2 separate regions of the Homo sapiens genome follow, and region 2 is linked to region 1. The links are chromatin contacts, found by Hi-C or POLR2A ChIA-PET in ENCODE. All regions are on one chromosome and are shown on one strand. The core of a region is the stretch at or near the end of the contact, and the rest is flanking DNA. Distances in the headings are between cores, read along the strand shown.

What was found. Hi-C counts contacts between places; a loop is a spot of excess contacts on that map. ChIA-PET counts read pairs that join two places held with the same protein, here RNA polymerase II (POLR2A). Pooled maps may share reads with other maps.
Region 2: a map of PC-9 shows a loop between it and region 1 (4-fold over the local background). The contact joins two enhancer-like sites. A Hi-C loop is called at or near these places in 5 of 168 maps with a recorded cell type or tissue (K562, PC-9, gastrocnemius medialis and 1 more), 7 of 37 single-sample maps with no recorded cell type and 12 of 50 pooled maps. POLR2A ChIA-PET finds 5 or more read pairs at or near these places in 3 of 52 experiments (K562, activated naive CD4-positive, alpha-beta T cell and activated naive CD8-positive, alpha-beta T cell).

The regions. Positions count from the first base shown.
Region 1 is chr6:37,319,324-37,322,083 of GRCh38, reverse strand. All of the region lies in intron 12 of TBC1D22B (TBC1 domain family member 22B), which reads right to left. Among named protein-coding and RNA genes, the nearest start is that of RNF8, 33 kb to the left of the region's middle. Within about 2 kb of position 1,324, at least 5 of the 41 ENCODE cell types and tissues checked have a DNase peak (open chromatin) inside an H3K27ac peak, as active enhancers do.
Region 2 is chr6:37,206,845-37,209,604 of GRCh38, reverse strand. No RefSeq gene overlaps it. Among named protein-coding and RNA genes, the nearest start is that of PIM1, 38 kb to the right of the region's middle. Within about 2 kb of position 1,429, at least 5 of the 41 ENCODE cell types and tissues checked have a DNase peak (open chromatin) inside an H3K27ac peak, as active enhancers do.

The sequences.
Region 1 (2,760 bases), core at 75-2,574:
TGAATTGTGATTATGTAAAAATGACCCACATCAAAATGGGTAGAAAACATCTATTTGTCTATTTGGTAGGTAGGTTCGAGCGCTCTTACATTGTCTCCACCATTTACTTTCCTCCCAACCTTTTGAGGGTGGACTCATGACATAAATCTTAAGCATGCAGGTTGATGACTTTTTACATAAGTACACACCCAATTAACCACCACCCAGATGAAAACAGAGAACACTTCTTGTGTCTCAGAGACTCATGCTCCTCCCCAGTCAACACGGCCTCCCCAGCCACTGATCTAACAGAAGCCTGAGAGCTCCACAAGGGCCCAAGCAGGCTCTAGGACTCCACAGACAGGCCCAGAGCTGCTCTTCACCCATAACCTGCACCAGCCCTGGGGGCTCCCTGCTGCAGTCCACCCTGGAGCATTAGAGCCTCTGCTTTCCCCAGGGATGTGTGTTAGGTGATTTCAGGCCACTTGGAGGGAGAGCATGAAAGGGCAGCAGGAGATCACAGATCTTTCTGGCAGTGGAAGGAGAAAAACCCAGAAGCCAGAATAGGAGGAGGTCACAAGGAAGACCCTGGGAGGAATTCTTTTTCAGTTTTAAAACAACAAGTTTTTGTTGTTGTTGCTAAATGTTTCTTTGTGAGAAGAAAGCCTGCTAGCAACCTCCAATGTAGGGGGAGAGATGGGGAAGAAGAAATCTTGAGGGAGGTGGAAACCTAAGCAGATCCTTGCCTGGGAACAGCCACCATGTAAGTTTAGCTCAAGAGCTCCAGGAAGCATCTGGCAGGCCTGGGACTGACAGGCAGCAAAGCACAGTGGTTCAGAGAGTGGATTCCAGGCCTCTATCACTCACTCAGGTGACCTTGGCCTGGTTACTTAAAAAAAAAAAATCTTGCTATGACAGTTTCCCCATTTGTAAAATGGGGTATTATAGCCTACCTTGTAGGATTGTTGCAAGGATGAAATGAATTAACACAGGAAAACATTTAGAATAGTGCCTGTATATTCAAAGTGCTAAGAATTAGCTGCTATTAGATTGAGCCTCACGAAATTGCCAATATTCAACCATTTTAATCTACAAAAACAACTGCATATGATTCAACCTAACATATTATTATGATTCTATTACACTAGCCCAGGCTGAGGGCAGGAATTGTCAAGAGTCCCCACCTACCACAAAAGAGGCTTTGGCCCAGCTCTGCTGGCAGCTCGCATTTCAAGCTGCCACGGGCCCGGAGGATCCAGCCATTCTGCTCCCAGAGTACTATGTGCAAATGTGCCTCAGGCTCCTTTGCCCAGCGGTCTCAGGAAGGAAACCTCTCAGTGTGATCTCCTTTGTCAGTTTTTGGTCCTCTCTGCCAGGCAGCGGCCCTAGACAACTGCTTGGCCAGGGAGAAGCACGCACCCTTCCTGCTGGGGGCTTTTGTCGCAGCTGGGACCCAGCCCTTTGCCCCTGTGTACTCTGATGCCTCCTCTCCAAACCAGTTTCCCTCAGTATGAACCTTGTATGGTTTACTCATTATGTTAAAAACCACTTAATTAGAAAAGTGGGTTTTTAAAGCTCGCCTCATTGCTTCCAGGACTCGTGAATACACTAAAGGAAGTATTAATATTAATGATAATAAGCTCACTGTTTCGAGGTCTATATATCAAGTACACTATTCTAACTGTCTCACATGTATTTGTTTCTTTATTCTCATCATAGCCCAAGGAGGTAGGTACTATTGCCCCATTTATAGATAAGAAAACGGAGGCACAGAGAAACAAGTTACTTACTTACAGCTGCATGTTTAGGAAAGTGTGAGAGCTGGGATCCGACCCCAGGCAGTCTGGCTCCAAAGACCATGGTTTAACCACTGTACTACTCTGCACAGTCCCTAACCTTGACAGGAAGATATCTGCTTCCTCTCTGAACCCCTTACTGGCTCCCTTTATATCTGGCTCTTTTTCCCTGTTCTTCAAGTGTAACCAGTTTGCTGGTCTGCTAAAACTGCTGCAACTACCACTTTTATTTCTGTAACCACTTCAGCTGGTTTTTCTCTGAGTCACTTAACGTGGCTTTTAGCCCTAAAACTTCTCTCCTAGGCTGGACATGTTTGGTTTTTTACAATACCTGTATTCATCTACAGAGCTTCCTTCACAGTGATTTCACTACAAGCAGCCCTTCAGCAGTTAGGATACATGTGCCTACTTTCTCTGCAAAAGTCACACCCAACAGTTCACAACCTTACACAATGCTTTGTGCCCTTGTTCCTCACACCTCTGCCATGATTCTGTCTCCTAAAGGACACTGCCTGTCTAGCCTAACACCCAGGCACATTTTCTTCTTTTATCATTCATAGAATTTTAGAACTATGGAGGTGGGAGGAACTTTTCACCTTATCCAGTTTAATCGCCCATTCTATTTTGTCTAAAAGAAAGATGTGAGACTCTTCCACAAACAGGATTAATCGAGGTGTTAATACAGCAGCAGACAATAGCCTCCAATGCTGTTCTGTTGGGTATTGCCAAAAGGCCTCAGACCTACCAGATAATTGAAAATGCTACCCAGTAAAGAATATCTCTAGGATTAACATAGCTGTAAAGTCACAGAGTATTGTCCTCTGTTCTGCCGATATTGTGAACTGCTAAAAGCCATTCCAGGAATCATCTGCACCTCCCTGAGCTGATCTGGGAAGCACTTTTATCACATATGGCAAAGCTCTGAGCCTGGCTCATGATAACTAAATTAAACTTCATGCTCTTACTATCCGGCTCCACCTCAACC
Region 2 (2,760 bases), core at 180-2,679, 110 kb after region 1:
GTTACAGAAGACGATGACGTCAGTGCTGCCCGCTCTCTGAGGGAAGCTGGCTATCATGTTGAAAGTATCTTTATGGAAAGGCTCACACTGCCAGGAGCAGAGGTCACTAACCAAGAGCCCGTGAGGAACGGAATCCTACCAACAGCCCCATGAGGGAGCTTGGAAGCAGATCCTCCCCTACACAACTCTTTTTTTTTTTTTTAAATACAATATGGGGTCTCCCTATGTTGCCCAGGCTGGTCTTGAACTCCTGGCCTCAGGCTATCCTCCCACCTTGGCTTCCCAGAGTGCTGAGATTATAGGCATGAGCCACCATACCCAGTCAGGATATGTTTTGGGGTGGTTACTGTTGTAGAGACATTTTTGTAGAGATGTGACATGTACTAGTTATCTATTACTGCATAACAAATTACCCCAAAATTAGCAGCTTAAGACAGTACATTTATTCTGTCTTAGTTTCTGCGGTCAGGAGTCCAGACACAGCTCACCTGGTTCTCTGACTCAGATTCTCTCAGGGTCTCACTCAGGATGTCTCTACTTTTATTTGATTTTTAGAGACAGGGTTGCACTCTGTCACCCAGGCTGGAATGCAGTCGTGCAATCATAGCTCACTGGAGCCTTGAACTTCCAGGCTCAAGCGATCCTCCCACCTCAGCCTCCTGAGTAGCTGGGAATACAGGTGTGCCACCGCATCCAACTGATGTAAAAAAATTTTTTTTTTTAATTTTCTTAAAATGTGGGAATGTAGCCGGGCATGGTAGCTCACGCCTGTAATGACAGCACTTTGGGAGGCTGAGGCGGGTGGATCACCTGAGGTCAGGAGTTCAAGACCAGTCTGGCCAACATGGTGAAACCTCCTCTCTACTAAAAATACAAAAATTAACCGGGCATGGTAGCAGGTGCCTGTAATCCCAGTTACTCAGGAGGCTGAGGCAGGAGAATTGCTTGAACCTGGGAGGTGGAGGTTGCAGTGAGCTGAGATCGCGCCACTATACTGCAGCCTGGGCAACAAGAGCAAAACTCCATCTCAAATAAATAAATAAATAAATAAATAAATAAATAAAAATTGGGGAGTGTATCCCAATCCACACTCCTGATTTTCTCCCGTATACCTTGCCCTAACCCCCAGTCTTTGCCACCTCTACCCTTCCATTGCTCAAGTTAAAGACCCAGCAGGCATCCTTAGGTCCTCTCTTTCTCTCAGCCTGAATCTAACTCCTCACCACTCCCCATCAGCCCACCCTTCAATATAGATCCATATCCAACCACTTCATATAACCTCCCCTGCCACCTCCCTGGCCCAGGCCATCACCATCTCTTGCCCAGGCTATTGCAGTAGCAGTTCCTGACTGGCCTCCCCATGCCACTGTGTTCCCTTTACAGTCAGTTCTCCGCCCAGCCACCAGAGGGCTCCTGTTGAAACCTGAGTCAGATCAAGTCCCTCCTCTACTCCGGTCCTCACCTGCCAGGGCTCCCCACCACACTCAGGGTAGAAATCCCAAGTCTTTACCACGGCATGCCAGCTGCTAAATAACCCAGTCCCTTGTCACCCTCTGATCTGCTTTCTAACCATTTTGTTCTCTCCGCCTCCCTCTGCTGCAGCCATGCTGTCTTCCTTTCGTTCACCCTAACACAGACAGCACACTCCAGCCTCGGGGCCTTTGCACTCACTGTGCCTTCCGCCTAGAATATTCTTACTCCAGCTATTCACCAGCTTCCTTTCTTGCTCAGAAGGCATCAGAGAGGCCTTCCCTACCAATGGGTGTGAAACAGCCCCTCCCTACCATCCCATGTGTCTCTTTCCCACTTACTGTGCTACATTTCTTCATAACATGTACTATCACCTGACTTACTCTATACAGTTGCCTCTCCCACCACCCTCCAAAAATGTGGGCACCATATTTACTTCACTGATGTTTTCCCAGCACCTAGTTCAATGCCCAGCATGTAGCAGGTGCTTGATAAAGATTTGTGGAATGAATGGACATAGACTCTCAGTTTTGTTTTTGTTTTGGAGACAGAGTCTCTGTCGCCCAGGCTGAAGTGCAGTGGCACCATTGTGGCTTAGTGCAACCTCCGCCTCCTGAGTTCAAGCGATTCTCCTACCTCATCCACCTGAGTAGCTGGGACTACAGGTGCCCACCACCACTCTGGGCTAATTTTTGTATTTTTAGTAGAGATGGGGTTTCACCAAGTTGGCCAGGCTGGTCTTGAACTCCTGACCTCAGGTGATCTGCCCAAAGTGTTGAGATTACAGGCATGAGTCGCCACGCCCGGCCTATGAGAGGCAAATTATTACTGTTCTTTCAGCCTCCTGTTCCTACTCCTTTCTTCTCTCATTCAATTCTGCAGTCTCTGGTGAAGAATCTAGACACAGGTAGGAAAATACCGACAAAGGATACGATTTCAGCCCCTTATTCCTTTCCTCCTTTCCCAGTCCTGTTCCCTTACACCAACTGCTGCCACTAGAATCACCACCTCATCTCCCAGCTCCATCTCACCAAGTGGAAAACAAGTCTTTCTAACAGTGCAGGTGTCCCCGGGAAGAGCAACACTCTTAAGGGCTGTCACCCACCCCTGACACTTTCAGTCCGTGAAGATCCCCCAGCCTTCCGTCCTACTTTTCTTCATACAGTTTATTACTGTGTTGCAGACCGTGAATTAGGAATTGAGGAATACCTGGGGAAGCAAGACACAGCCCACATTCCAAGGGGCTCCCAGCCTAGCGAGGGGCCAAGCCACTTAGGCTATCTGGACCCA